2 separate regions of the Homo sapiens genome follow, and region 1 is linked to region 2. A link is an interaction called in ENCODE POLR2A ChIA-PET data of the cell type or tissue named here. Cell type or tissue: OCI-LY7. All regions are shown on one strand.

Region 1 (8,000 bases), 87 kb before region 2:
ATGGTCCAGGCTGCTGTCACTGCATTTTCTTCCTTGTGAATCTCTTCTCTTCTGTCGTTGACTTACTGGGTTGATTCCGTGTGGTCAACTTGCGTGATGTGTACATACCAGGCTAGTCAGACCTGCCCTGGCTGCTCATTCACCGATTATGAGATTCCTTGTAGACGTGATTCTGAGAACTCAGGAGGCCACCATGTAGGAAAGGTATGCTTCTTAGAGCTCTGGATGTTTTTAGTTTGATTATTGTCAGTATTATCTTGGGTCAGTGCTTCTCAAACTAATTCCAGTTTGTGAATCATTTTACAATTGAGTTGTTTACAAATGCCCAATTGTTGGGCATTTGACCTTGCTGACCCGCAGACCTATTGTTCCCACTTGTCATTATAGAAGCAAACACTTGCTGGGTGCGGTGGCTCATGCCTATAATCCAAGCACTTTTGGTGGCCGAGGTGGGAAGCTCACTTGAGCCCAGGAGTTCAAGACCAGCCTGGGCCACATAGGGAGATCCTGACCCTATAAAAAATAAAAACGACACTTTGGGAGGCTGAGGCAGGTGGATCATGGGGTCAGGAGATAGAAATACTACTAAAAATACAAAAAATTAGCCGGGCATGGTGGCAGGCGCCTGTAGTCCCAGCTACTTGGGAGGCTGAGGCAGGAGAATGGCATGAACCTGGGAGGCGGAGGTTGCAGTGAGCTGAGATCGCACCACTGCACTCCAGCCTGGGAAACAGAGTGAGAATCCGTCTCAAAAAATAAATAAATAAATAAATAAAATTGCCAGGCATGGTGGCACGTGCCTGTAGTCCCAACTACTCAGGAGGCTGAAGTGGGAGGATCACTTGAGCCCAGGAGAGAGAGGCTGTAGTGAGCTGTGATAGCACCACTGCACCTCCAGCCTGGGCAACAAAGCAAGACTCTGTCTCAAAAAAGAAGAAAAGGGAAAAAAAAGAAAACCACAAACACATGGTCACATGTAATCCACTTTAGGATTAATAGAGAAAATGGTACTTTGTAAAGTGAAATAGGATAATTGATCATACAAAAAAATAAAAGTACATTTAGGAACAACAGTGTGTCTTGACTGTCCTCCATAGTACAGTTATAAATCTGGGCAAACATGTAAAGGAGGAAGACACGGTCCCTGATCTGCCGAAGGAGTACAGATACTGGTGGGAGTAGAATGGGGACATCTTTTAAGCTGAAGAGGTCAGGAAAGGCTTAACCAAGCAGTGGGTCTGAGCTGAGCCTTGGAGACTGGAGTGAGGATGAGAATTGTTGGTAAGACAAGGGCAGTAATTATAGATTCACATTTTGTAATAAAAGTTCATCCTTGCAGACCACCAGCAGGATCCAGTGGGACTACACTGTGAGAATCACTGCAAAATGGCCAGAATTTATGTTTGTGGGAAAATCTGAGTAATTATTGAATGACTACCCAGCATTGCCAATTAAAACAAAACTTGGATGAGACCAGTCTTCCAATTCTGTCTGATGAAACATAAACGGAAAGCCTTTATAATGTAATATTACTGCCTGAGTGATTATTTTCAGAATACAATGATCAGCCAAATGGCTTCTAATTGATCTCAAAATATTTACTGAGCCTCTCAGTGTGATAATGTTCTGCTGAGTTGCTGATTTACCCCCAAAAGAAGACAGTAAGAATATGAGCATTCCAAGACTAATAAGATACACATGCCGTGAATGGTTAAATATATAAATATAGGCCAGGCGCAGTGGCTCACGCCTGTAATCGCAGCACTTTGGGAGGCCGAGGTGGGTGGATCACGAGGTCAGGAGTCCAAGACCAGCCTGGCCAATATGGTGAAACCCCGTCTCTACTAAAAATACAAAAATTAGCTGGGCATGGTGGTGCATGCCTGTAGTCGCAGCTACTTGGGAGGCTGAGGCAGGAGAATCACTTGAACCTGGCAGGGTGAGGTTGCAGTGAGTTGAGATTGTGCCGCTGCACTCCAGCCTGGGTGACAGAGCAAGACTCCGTCTCAAAAGCAAACAAAGAAAATATAAATATAGAATGCACAACTCCATGAATGACATGAAGGTATACACAGGGGTCCTCTTTTGCTCCTTTTCTTCACTTTTTCTAAAACAGTCCTTTGGTATCTTCAATGATTCATAATCTGTGAAAAACCAAACAGGTTACACAACAAACTCAGGTGCAACTTCTCAAACAGCCTAAGCACATGTGTCCCAAATAATTAAACAATTTATCTCAGAGGCACTTTTAAAAATAACGCTGTGCAACCATTCCCTTCTAAGAAACCTTCCCTGAAACTTTTCATATAAACCATTAGTAATTGGTGAACTGGTAATTTCTGGATCCTGACTTTATTTTTTAACACTCTCCTTCTCCCCTCCACCCTGCCCCCAAAGCACAAATACCTCATCCTGGTGGTTTCAAAGTAAAGTCTACAAATCTTCAGTTCTCCTCCCTTTAAGGGACAGAGCCTGATTCCCTTCCCCTTAGATGTGGGTTGGACTTAGAAGTGAATCACAGTGTATAGAATCAAGTGGAAAGGATGGCATGTGATCGCAGAGACCAAGTGACAAAAGGCACTGTGTCTTCTCCTTGTTCTCTCACGGATTGCTTCCTCTGAAAGAAGTCCGCTGCCATATTGTGAAGGTGCTTCAGCAGCTGATGGAGAGTCCCACAAAGTGGGAAACTGCATGTTGCCCATTGTCAACAGCCATGTGAGTACCCCATGTTGGAATGGGTCCTCAGCCCTGGCAAACCTTCAGATGATTGTAGCTCCTGCCCACATTCTGAGTCCAACTCAGTGAAAGAACCACCTAGTTATGCCGCTCTCAAATTCCTGACTCATGAAATCTGTGAGATTGTGTTTATGTGAAGGCATTGCATTCGGGGGTAATTTGTTATGCAGCACCTACAATAAGTAACAGACCTTAGATCTTCAGCAGTGATTTTAGCATATTCGTAGTGAGACTCAGTAGCACTGAGACATAATCCACAGGGATTTTACTATTATAAGCATTGTTTTGAGGCTTTTAAAGTGATAGCTAACATCATGCGATAGATATATTAACCACTTCCCTCCCCTGGTGTTTATTTTAAAGGGATTGTTACCACAATTAAATTGATTTATGGATTCATTTGTTTATGAATTTTTTAAAAATTATTTGTTCTGGCAGTTGTTAATGCTTGAACTTACTTATGGGGGTTATCTCTATGTGACTTGGGATACACGTTTGTCTCTATCCTCAGAGGAATTAGCTGTGGCAGTAGGGCCTTCAGCACATCCCAAAGACAGTTGGTTGGAAACATAAATATACTTGGGCATGTATTCCCAGAGATTGTGCTTGTGTCTAAATTGGAGTAAAAATTACAGGCAGCCTTAGGAAAATACATTTGGAGACATTCCGTCTTCCCCAAAAAGATGTTAATTATTTAATAACTCCTTATCTTACACCTTGGTATTAGCAGGAGCTTCTCGGTGTTGTGTGTGTTCTTACTTTTTAAAGACACAGCTATATGTCACTTGCTGTTCTACCTGTGGAATTTTTTTGCATGAGGAAGCTGCTTTGGCCAGGTATACATCACTTTTTCTACACAAGTCCTCTGTGTTTGATACAGAAATGCTAGGTAAATGTGCTAGTGCTAGAAATGCCAGAAATAATTTCCAGGTTCCAGCAAGATTGCTTTGGGGTCATTCCCACCTTTAACACTGAACCCCCCAAATCTGAGATAGGTCTCAGTCAATTTAGGAAGTTTATTTTGCCAAAGTTAAGGGTACACACCGTTGACATAGCCTTAGGAGATCCTGATGACATGGGCCCTGGGTGGTTGGAGCACAGCTTGGTTTTATACATTTTACAGAAACATAAGACTTCAAAATATGTAAGATGGTCAGGCGTGGTGGCTCACGCCTGTAATCCCAGCACTGTGGGAGGCCGAGGCAGGCAGATCACCTGAGGTCAGGAGTTTGAGACCAGCCTGGCCAACATGGCGAAACCCTGTCTCTACTAAAAATACAAAAATTAGCTGGGCATGGTGGCACATGCCTATAATCCCAGCTACTTGGGAGGCTGAGGCAGGAGAATCATGTTGCTTGAACCTGGGAGGTGGAGTTTGTGATGAGCCGAAATTGTGCCACTGCACTCCAGTCTGAGTGACAGAGCAAGACTCTGTCTCAAAAAAAAAAAATATATATATATATACACACACACACACACACACACACACACACACACACACACACACATTTATATAAGATGTACATTGGTACCTTCTGGAAAGGTGGGACAACTGGAAGTGGGTGGGGGCTTCCAGGTCAGAGGTAGATAAGAGACAAATGGTTGCATTATTTTGCATTTCTTATTAGCCCTTCCAAAGTGGGCAATCAGATATGCTCTTATCTCAGTGAGCACAGGGATGAGTTTGAGTTGTTTGTCCTTTGTCCACAAGGAAACTCCTTGTGAGGGAGGTAAGTAGATAGCTTTTTTTTCTTAGTAGCTATCTTTTTTTAGGAATAGAATGGGAGGCAGTTTTGCCCTAAGCAGCTCCCAGCTTGACTTTTCCCTTTGACTTAGTGATTGGGGGGTTCCAAAATTCATTTTCCTTTCACAACTCTTACAGTGTGGTAGTGCTTGAAGTTTCATAACAGTCAGAGCAGAATCTCACTGCTTGCTTCCTGCTGGAGAGAGGAATCTCTGTCCTTCAGTGGATGATGTTTTCTGTGGTCTTGTTCAGGAATTTACAAACTAGAGGAAGCCTTATCTCACCAAGGGAAAAAAAGACAAATAATTGGCCTCTGAGAATTGCGGCAGGGAGCAGGGAGTATTAGTGGGGGCGTCTTTTTCTCTCAATTTCTGGTATATACATATGTATTTTAATAATTACTAAATGTCTAACAGAATAAATTTATGAGTAAGCTAAGTTATTCAGATGTATTTTGATAACTTATTTATTATATAAATAATATATGCTATTATAGATAAATTAGAAGATTTAGTCCAGTAAAAGAAAATAAAAACTGGCCGGACGCGGTGGCTCACGCCTGTAATCCCAGCACTTTGGGAGGCTGAGGCGGGTGGATCATGAGGTCAGGAGATCAAGACCATCCTGGCTAATATGGTGATACTAGCCGGGTGCGGTGGCTGATGCCTATAATCCCAGCACTTTGGGACGCCAAGGCGGGTGGATCACGAGGTCAGGAGATCGAGACCATCCTGGCTAACACGGTGAAACCCCGTCTCTAATAAAAATACAAAAAAATTAGCTGGGCGTGGTTGGGAGTGCCTGTAATCTCAGCTACTCCAAGGCTGAGGTGAGAATTGCCTGAATCCGGGAGGCAGAAGTTGCAGTGAGCCGAGATGGCGCCCCTGGGCGACAGAGCGAGACTCTGTCTCAAAAAAAAAAAAAAAAAGAAAAAAAGAAAAAAAACTATTCCAATAATCCCAATGTCTAGAGATAGTCTGTTTTTAAAATAATGAATTTTGCCCTATGTCAGTTTCCTTTTGTGATTTTTTTTCAACGCATTTCCCCCCATAGATTCAGAATGTCCCAAACTGTGAAATTTATAAATTAAAATGTATAAGTAAGTTTTTATTTCCCATTCATTTATTCCAAATAATTGCCTTTTGTTATGGTAGAATTTGAGTAATCAAAGAATTCTACCATAACAGATTCCACAGAATTCCATAGCAGAAAAATCTTGGTAAATCCTTGTGTCTCTAATAGTCCTTGAAAGAGGATTTTCAATGCTGCTTTGGAAAAGTGGGGTAGCCCAGGACGTTCTGGCTACTCTTCCTGCTGTCACTGACATTTGAGGACTCGGAGAGTTGTTGTGGCCTTCCTGTTAGGGGTGGAAATATTGGAGGGATTGAAAATCTGGAACTCACTAATTGCATTTGTGTTCCCTCTGGCCTTCTTTGGGGGTGCTTGGTCGGATGTTCATGGTTCAGGGAGGGACAGATGAAGGGCGTAAATCATGATCTGGGAAGTCTGGTCCCTGAACAGCTGTCTGCCAGCTGCTTCACTGGAAACTGGGCAAGTACGAGTGAGCTTTCCTCTGATGGTCTGAAATTGCCAGAAACAGCAGAGCCATGCTCCAGGTGCTTGTTGCGGGAACTGAGTTCAAATCTTGCCTCTCCCACCTAATGGCACTGACTACAGGCCAGCTATGTTGAAGCTTCTGGGCCTCAGTTTCCTCACGTGTCAAACACTGGTGACATACCCACCCCTGTAGGTTTGTTGTGCGGTGGGTGTTAACAACATACATGCCTGGCTCATAATCACTCATAAGGCCCTGTCCTCCCCTTGCTGTTGTATCATTACAATTGAGTATAGGATGGGTTTGAGCAGGTTATTGTCAGGAGTGTCTATTCTAAGCTTTCGTTACAAAAGGTCCCCCAAATCCACTCAGCTTTCACGCTCTCCCACGTAGGAAGCTGGCCCAACACCATGGAGGTTCCCCCCCGCCGCTTTTTTTTTTGAGATGGAGTCTCACTCTGTTGACCAGGCTGGAGTGCAGGGGCACAATCTTGGCTCACTGTAGCTTCCGCCTCCCGGGTTCAAGCGATTCTCCTGCCTTAGCCTCCCGAGTAGCTGGGACCACAGGCACACACCACCATGCCTGGCTAGTTTTTGTATTTTTGGTAGAGACACGGTTTCACCATGTTTGCCAGGCTGGTCTCGATCTCCTGACCTCAGGTGATCCACCCACCTCGGCCTCCCAAAGTGCTGGGATTATAGGTGTGAGCCACCATGCCTGGCCGAGGTTGCCTCTTAGGTAAGTAAATAACAATCTCCTTGTCTCAGGGGAGGACACTGCTGATGAAGAGTTTTTTTTAGATCTGTCAAAATTATGGATACCACCCCCCTTTGTCTGGGTGATCCTAGGATTCTTTTATTTTCAAGAAGACAACTGGGAGGAAGCCATGCAGGAGACTGGCTGTGGTAGTTTTCATGTGAATTTTTATCTTCAGTGCTTTTCATGTCTTCAATTATCCAAGTACCCCAAGCCTGTGGTTTGCCTCAGTTTGGGTGGGCATAGCCAAGGGGGTTCCAGGGCCGTCCAGCCTTCACTCAAGGATGACTTTCCCTAGGCTGAGGGCAGTGGACCCTTGACAAAATTTAATTACCGTCTCTGCTTATGGCTGGACCTCAGCTGGCAGGGTCTCGGGGGCTTTAAACAAAAGCAGGAGCCTCTCCAGAAGTAGATTAGGGAGATTTGCATTCAGGCCAGGGATTTGTACATGGTGTTAATTCTCCTCCAGGCAGATATCTGCTTGGGAAAGGGCTGTGTGACCCTATTTAGAAAAATGGCTACACTTTGTTAACCTTTTTTCCCTTAAGAAGGAAAAATCATTAATGGCAGAAGTTCAGGCCCCAGAGGGGATTTTCTGGGTGATTCTTTGTTTCAAGAGTCATGTTTCCCCAGATGTGATTAAATTGTCCGTAACTTTTAACTCTTCCCTCCCCCGTGCTTTAGTTGAAAAATAAAATCTCTGTTCATATTTCTTGCATATCATAGGCTTATGTCTCTTTCCAGCTCTATAAGTCAAGGCTAAAGATTTTTTTTTTAAGAAAGAGGAAAAAAAAGACATTTATTTGAGAAGACATTTTTGTGTGTGCCCTGCTCCCACCATGCATTCATTCGGTGCTGGAAAGTGGTTAGGGGATTCTAAGCAGCCCCCTTGCTATAGCTGGACTGTGACGCTGTCCCTTACTGTCAGTCTGCTTGGCTCCTCCAGACCTGATGCAGATGCTGCCCGCTCCCCACACAGCCCTCCTTTTTCTCTGTTCCCGGAACACTGTTTGCTTCTGTTACTGAGAAGGCAATACTGGGTAAAGGAGAATGATGCACGATGTGGAGCTGGAAGACCCAGGCCCAAAGGCAGCTTTTACCACCTCCTAGCTGTGCTACCCTGGGCCCCTGAGCCTAGAGTTCCTTCACTGCACTTGCAATTGCACTGTGCAATGCCTTCTCAGTCTCCTGGCTAGAAAATGGAACTCC
Region 2 (8,000 bases):
TTTTGTCTCTTAGGATGCTTTGTGCATAGCTGATGCTTAGTAATGGGCTCTTATTCATCTAGAAATTTTTTTTGCCTTTAACTTCAACCTGGAAGGCTTTTAAAAAACATGATTAGCCAGGCGCGGTGGCTCAGCCTGTAATTCCAGTGCTTTGGGAGGCTGAGGTGAGAGGATCACATGTGGCCAGGAGTTTAAGACCAGCCCAAGCAACATAGCTAGACCCCGCCTCTTCAAAAATAAGGATGAAAAATTTAGCCAGGCATGGTGGTACATGCTTGTAGCTCCAGGTACTCAGGAGACTAAGGTGGGAGGAGTGTTTGAGCCCAGGTGTTTGTGGTTACAGTGAGCTATATCGCACCACTGAACTCCAGCCTGGGCAACAGGATGAGACCCTGTCTCAAAAAAAAAAAAAAAAAAAAAAAAAAAAAAAAAAAAAAAAGACTATTTCCTTTTGTGTGTGTAATGAGTATAATGAATACTTGATGTTTTTGCTTACTGAGGTATGATCATTCCAGACTTGAACTTTAGTTTGCATAAATTTTTCTATTTCTGAAATCAGGACCCATCAACACTGTATTATATGTCACAGTGTGGTTTATAATTCATGGCATTTTATAATTGAAGAAATTTGGCATTTTAGTTGTAGATATAAAAATATAAGTGTTACAGATCCTAATCCTAGCTTTTTTCTGTCTAAAAATACAGAGTCTCAGCTCACTTTCTCTGTTTATCTTGCCACTCCCTACCTCCTACAAATGTAGAGGGAGATTGCCAAAAAAAATGGAGATTCTGGTGGGTTGACTTAGATGAGTGCTTCTGAAATCATCTGAAAGTTTATTATCTGTTTCAGGGCTGGGCGCAGTGGCTCATGCCTGTAATTCTAACACTTTGGGAGGCTGAGGTGGGCAGATAGCTTGAGCCCAGGAGTTCAAGACCAGTCTGGGCAACATGATGAAACCTCATCTCCACCAAAAATTTAAAAATTGGTCCAGAATGGTGGCATGTGCCAGTAGTCCCAGCTACTTGGGAGGCTGAGGTGAGAGGTGGGAGGATCGCTTGAGCCTTGGAGGTTGAGCCTGTAGTGAGCCGAGATTGTGCCATAGCACTCCAGCGTGAGTGACAGAGCAAGACCCTATCTCCAAAAACAAACAAACAAAAAAATTATTTTCAGGCTGATAAACTTTTGCAAATTCAATAAAAATGAAATATTTGAAAAAATAAAATACAGGCACGTTTTAAAAAATCAGAATCAGTGTAAATCACTTTGTCCAATTGCTATATAGAATTTTCTAAGTGTTTACTCTCAATTTCTGTACTTACTGTGGACCAGTTACAAACTGGTGAAGGCAGACCACCTCTTGGTAGTGTGAGCTAAATAATGGAGGTTTTACTTAATTCATCAATTTCCATGGAATCACTTAAAAAACACACACACACACACACATACACACACACAGAAAAATTAGTCCAACTTCTTCTCAGAAGACCATTCAGAAAACACTGCTTGGAAGCACACTAAAGTCCACTGCCCTGCAGAGGTCAGGCCTGAAGGTTTGTGTGACTTAGATTTATCAGTGTTCAAGCTATAGTTTAATTCCATGTTCGTTACTTCATCCACGGAAAACCAGTGGAAAGCAAGTGAGTGGCTATTCTCCAGGTGTATGGAAAATGCCCAGCCCTCCCTGCCTTGCGGTAGAATCATGGATTTGAATATTTTCCCAACTGTGTAGAGTGAAATTTCAGTATTCCAAGTCATAAGTCAGATGTAATTTTGTCTTATTCTGTTTATTTGTGAGGTTAAAAATAGGAATTGGGAACTGCTTTTTAAAATAGCAATAGAGTGTTTTGACTCTTGGTCTGCAGGGGTCTGTGGGGTGATTATGTGATATTTTATGTTCTAAGGTAGTGGTGATTGTCTTACTAGAACATGTAAATATTTAAATCTTAGAATTGGCAGGGCATATTCAAGGAAGTATACAAAACAATTCAAAAACGAAGTCTGAGTTAATTTTTTTGTTTTAAAGTTGTGCTCGAGATCACGCCATTGCACTCCAGCCTGGGTGAAAGAGTGAGACCCCGTCTCAAAAAAAAAAAAATAAATAAAAATAAAAATAAAGCTGTATTCAAATAATATCATTTATGGGGAGATGATATGTAACATGTTTATGCATTTGTGAAAAGGAATTAGACTCTAGAGGAGCACTGTCTACTTTGAGGGGATAGCAGTGGACCCTCAGGGGTTGCACCCTCCCCAAAGGCACCTGCCAACCTCATAGGTTATTTTTTAGCAGGTGAGTTGTATGGGGTAGACTGGCCATCTCATCCAAGGGGCAGGGAGGGAGCGCGAGAATTGCTGATACTTGCCCCATAAGTACAGAGACCCACAGAGAGACATGAGTAAGACATTGCTCTGTATTTTTTTTTTTTTTTTTTTTTGCATTTTAAGAGACTGGAGGGGAAAAAAAGATAATGGAATGATTCCCCCCCCCGCCCCCCACATAAAAGAGTAATATGGAGGAAATTTGTTCCTCGAGAAGACTTTGCTGTTTGAATATATATATATTTATTCATTCTATTTTTGACAAAGAGCAAGTACGAGCTAAGTTACTCTGTCTAGAGGAGCTGATTCTGGAAATCCGAGGGAAACACTGAGAACATAAATAGGGAAGTAGAAAGTCCTTGCTGTCCCGTGAGAGCAGGGGCTCATGTAGGCGAGTGGAGTAGGATTCCTTATGTCCTGGTTTTAGCCCCAGGGAGTGAGGTCTGGGAGGGCAGGTGTCCTGCCCATGGTCACCTGGCCAGCTGTGTGCCACCAGGAATCAACTAAGGCCTGCTGTGTCTTTCCTGGGTCACCTTTATCTTACTGTGTGCAACAGGGATCAGATAGAGTATGATGGCTGTAACTTTATTTAATGAGTAGAGAATTTGTTTTCTTAGGGAAAACAGCTTTGTTATGCTTCTTATTGTTGAAAATACTACTTTGCCGGGCGCGGTGGCTCACGCCTGTAATCCCAGCCCTTTGGGAGGCTGAGGCGGGCGGATCACCTGAGGTCGGGCATTCGAGACCAGCCTGACCAACATGGAGAAACCCCATCTCTACTAAAAATACAAAATTAGCCGGGTGTGGTGGCGCATGCCTTTAATCCCAGCTACTTTGGGAGGCTGAGGCAGGTGAATCACTTGAACCTGGGAGGCGGAGGTTGTGGTGAGCCGAGATCGCGTCATTGCACTCCAGCCTGGGCAATAAGAGCAAAACTCCATCTCAAAAACAAAACAAAACAACAAACAAAAACAAAAAACACAAACAAAAGAACTACTTCATAAAATTCTTATATTTGAATCTGATATATGATACTTGCTTCAATATAATCTCCAGTGATTTCTGGGAAGGAATTAAATGGGGGCCTAGGATGAAATAATTTTGGCCGTGAGTTAGTAATTGTTGAAGCTGAGTGATGAGTACATAGGGGTTCATGATGATGTTTTCTTTGTTTTGTATATATTTAACTTATAAAAATTTTTTTTTAATATACTTTAAGCTCTAGGGTACATGTGCACACCGTGCAGATTTGTTACATAGGTATACATGTGCCATGTTGGTTTGCTGCACCCATCAACTCGTCATTTACATTAGGTATTTCTCCTAATGCTATCCCTCCCCCAGCCTCCTACTACCTAACAGGCCCCATTGTGTGATGTTCCCTGTCCTGTGTCCATGTGTTCTCATTGTTCAACTCCCACCTATGAGTGAGAACATGCAGTGTTTGGTTTTCTGTCCTTGTGATAGTTTGCTGAGAATGATGGTTTCCAGCTTCATCCATGTCCCTATAAAGGACATGAACTCATCCTTTTTTATGGCTGCATAGTATTCCATGGTGTATATGTGCCGTATTTTCTTAATCCAGTCTATCACTGATGGACATTTGGGTTGGTTCCAAGTCTTTGCTATTGTGAATAGTGCCACAATAAACATTGTATGTATTTAACTTTTTTAAAAGAAAGTTTTAAACATGTATATGGTACATGACGTGGTAAATAAGTTACAAAATCTCATCACCCAACAAGAACCAGAACCACCAGGAACTGGAAAACATTGTTTAATACCATTGTGCATGGTGTCTCACGCCTGTAATCTCAGCACTTTGGAAGGCTGAGGTGGGCACATCACCTGAGGTCAGGAGTTCGAGACCAGCCTGGCCAACATGGTGAAACCCCGTCTCTACTAAAAATACAAAAATTAACCAGGTGTGGTGGTGCATGACTGTAATCCCAGCTTCTCGGGAGGCTGAGGCAGGAGAATCACTTGAACCCGGGAGGTGGAGGTTGCAGTGAGTGAGATTGCGCCACTGCACCCCAGCCTGGGTGACAGAACAAGACTCCGTCTCAAAACAAACAAACAAAAACCCCCATCTCCTGCATATTCCACTTCATGAAAATGCTTTAAAGAAATACAGGAAAGGTGTGAATCCCCATCCTGCTCACAGAGATTTTATTCCAGGTAGAGAGCTGAGAGGCCGCATGTGGGGAGGGGGGTAAAGTCCACATTTATTGCAGGTGTGCTGTGCTCGTGTGTCCCTCGCATCAGCTCGTGAGGGAGGCCCTGGCATCGGCCTTTTACAGGGGAGCAGAGTGAGGCATGGAGGACTTAGTCAGGGAGCAAGGATGCCCCTGGCCTTGGGTGACCTGGTGCCAGGCTTGGTGCTGGGTGCTTGAATATTCCTTCTCTGTGTAGTCTTAGCACCCTATGTTGTGGACTGGTGTTAGAAAGAATACAACATGATAGAATGAGTTGCCATTTTATGCAGAGAAACCTACAAAACCCATGAAAATTTAGAGAAATGCAAGAGTAGGAGGAACCACAGGGGAAAGAGCATCTTAGAAAATGGGGGCCTTGGGTTGACAGGAGGAGGGAAACAAGGCTGAGGAGAATTAATTTTCACAATATACTGAGAAGAGGAAGTACAGTTTGTTAGAAGGTGTTTTGGTTTTGCATGAAAGGTGCCATAGCGAATATGCAAAAAAATCACTGGCCATGTGAGGAAAGAGAAGAGGAATTTAGCTTTTGGAGAAATACATCAGGTGGCAATTTTATGAAAACCAGCCTTCACATGGTAAGAGAGAGCAGCATAGAAAAATCACTTGGGAAAGATGAATTTTGAGGGTTACAATAACTGCTAATCAGGGCCAAGTGGTGACAGGTTCTTATTTATGGAAAGTGAGTATTCCTGATTTCCGCATTATGTATACCTGAGTATCTAATTCGGTCTTGATTAGCAGAATCCTCTCAAATGACCTCGTGTTCTTGTTTGTGATACTTATCTTAGGTTGCTGGGGGCTGAGAAGACTCACAGTACACTTTGATTGTTTCTTCCTGTTGCATTTATGCTGTGGTGTGTTGGCTCACGGCATCAGGCAGCCAGGCTTTGCAGGCTGGAGGATGGAGCCAGTGTGAGTATTCATAGGAACGTGTCCCCTGAAGAGGATGCCCCTCCTTCTCCTAGCTACAGACCCGAGATACTTCATTACAGATGACAGAGTTTCCACTGGCAAGGAAACTCAGGTGAGATTCACCACTTGAGGAAGTCACATTCTCTCTCTGCATGTCCTTCAGCTGGATTGTGTCACTGTAGAAGCAGTTGCTGAGGTTACGAGCATGTAGGAATAGTCCTCGAGCTAATGGTCAGGGTGGCAGTGAGAATAAAAATGGAGGAGCATGCACCTTCCCAGGGTCAGTTCTAGCAGCGTGGAGCCTTGTGTGTGCAGCACCTGTTCAACCCGAGTGCTCTGATACAGTCAAAGGATCTCTACCTGGCCAGGAGGATCCCAGATCCTCCATCGCTGCTTCCCCAGGCCAAGCCAACATGTGTCACTCTACACCTCTCCCAGGCCCTGGCCTGCAGTGGGGAGATCTCCCACAGGGAGTTCCTTGGCTTCAGTGCCTGGGTGGCATCTGCAGCACCACACCTCTTTCTCTCTGTATTTTAAAAAATATTTTGTTTATTTTTAACAGGTTTTATTTCTTCGGAGCAGTTTTGGGTTTACAACAAAATTGAGTGGGAAGTACAGAGAGTTCCTTTATATCTACTGTACCCATAGCTTCCCCATTACCAACATCCCATGCTAGGGTGGTACATTTGTTATAGTTGATGAACCTATATTGACAAATCATTACCACCTAAAGACCATAGTTTACCTTAGAGTTTCTCTCTTCTCCCCTCTCTACCTCCCTCCCTCCCTCCCTCCCTTCCTTCCCATTGTCTTGCTCTGTTGCTCAGGCTGGAGTACAGTGGCGAGATCTAGGCACAGTGCAGCCTTGACCTCCCAGGCTCAGGCAATCCTCCTACCTCAGCCTCGCGAGTAGCCGGTACTATAGGCGCATACCACCACACCCAGCTAATTTTTGTATTTTTTGTAGAGATGGGGTTTTGCCATGTTGCCCAGGCTAGTCTCTAACTCCTGAGTTCAAGTGATCTACCTATCTTCGCCTCCCAAAGTGCTGGGATTATAGGCATGCACCACTGCACCTGGCTAGGGTTTATTCTTGGTGTTGCACGTTCTTTTGATTTGGAAAAATGTAGAATGATACACATCCACCTTTATAGTATCATGCAAAGTAGTTTCACTGCCCAAAAAATCCTCAGTGCTGCTTATTTTTTCCTGCCTTCGCCCCGCCCCCTGACCCCTGGCAACCACTGATTTTTTTTTTTTTTTTTTCTTTTTGAGACAGAGTTTCGGTCTTGTTGCCTAGGCTGGAGTGCAATGACAGGATCTCGGCTCTCAGCAACTTCCGCCTCCCAGGTCCAAGTGATTCTCCTGCCTCAGCTTCCCAGGTAGCTGGGATTACAGGCGCCCACCACCATGCCCGGCTAATTTTTGTATATTTAGTAGAGATGGGGTTTCACCATGTTGGCCCGGATGGTCTCCTAACACCTCAAGTGATCCGCCTGCCTTGGCCTCCTAAAGTGCCATGATTACAGGTGTGAGACACCGCGCCCGGCCCAACCAGTGATCTTTTTACTGTCTCCCTAGTGTTGCCTCTTCCAGAATGTCATCGAGTTGGAATTGTATAGTATGTAGCCTTTTCAGATTGGCTTCTTCTGTTAGTAATGTGGATTTAATTTCCTCCATGTCTTTTCATGACTTGATAGCGCTTTTCTTTTTAGCACTGAATAGTATTCTATTGTGTACATGTACCTTCTTGCTCTTTTTACTGGAACCTCTCATTCTGTTTTCCCAAAAGAAAAACTCAAGTAGTTGATGAATAACACTTACCTATGGTGTTCATCAGGTTCTACTGTTGGTATTCTTTGTGGCTTTGTGCTCTTTTAAAGGGTCCAAGTTGGAATGAAAGAGAATAAGAGCACGTTTGTGCTCTTAGGGTTCAGGGATGAGGGAATAGTGTACAGAGGGGAATCTTTTTGTTTCATTCTCCAATTGTTATACCGTGAAAGCCTTTGTTTGCTTTGGAGGTGGGAAGGAAGGCATAAATGTAAAATAGTGTATTTCCCTAGTTGACAACAGACCAAAGAGTCGAGAAGTTTATTCACAGACCCCAGGTTTGTAGCAAAAGAGTGAATAGTGGGCCGGGTGCGGTGGCTCACACCTGTAATCCCAGCACTTTGGGAGGCCGAGGCAGGCAGATCACCTGAGATTAGGAGTTCCAGACCAGCCTGGTCAACATGGCAAAACCCTGTCTCTACTAAAAATACAAAAATTAGCCGGGCGTAGTGGTATGAGTCTGTAGTCCCAGCTACCCAGGAGGCTGAGGCAGGAGAATCGTTTGAACCTGGGAGGTGGAGTTTGCAGTGAGCCAAGATTGTGCCGCTGCACTCCAGCCTGGGCAAGAAGAGTGAAACTCTGTCTAGAAAAAAAAAAAAGAAAAAGAAAAACATGTGAATGGTGGACTAATCACTGGGACTGAGAGAGGAAAACGAGGGCTTAAGCTGGTACCTTGAAGTCCCAGGGAGAATGATCATAGAATCAGCCAGCCATAACTTCAG

What was found. Peaks named below come from ENCODE experiments on the same cell type or tissue, not always from the same donor. Only the 100,000 strongest peaks of a DNase experiment are listed, where the experiment ranks them.
Region 1: POLR2A ChIA-PET joins it to region 2 with 13 read pairs; 2 of 35 experiments call an interaction of 5 or more read pairs at or near these places.

What each region holds. Positions count from the first base shown.
Region 1 is chr15:62,487,153-62,495,152 of GRCh38, forward strand. All of the region lies in intron 1 of TLN2 (talin 2), which reads left to right. Among named protein-coding and RNA genes, the nearest start is that of TLN2, 100 kb to the left of the region's middle. In OCI-LY7, no CTCF peak of the experiment used is centred here; no DNase peak of the experiment used is centred here.
Region 2 is chr15:62,574,181-62,582,180 of GRCh38, forward strand. All of the region lies in intron 1 of TLN2 (talin 2), which reads left to right. Among named protein-coding and RNA genes, the nearest start is that of MGC15885, 67 kb to the right of the region's middle. In OCI-LY7, no CTCF peak of the experiment used is centred here; DNase peaks (open chromatin) are centred at 341 and 4,991; H3K4me3 peaks cover 1,453 bases.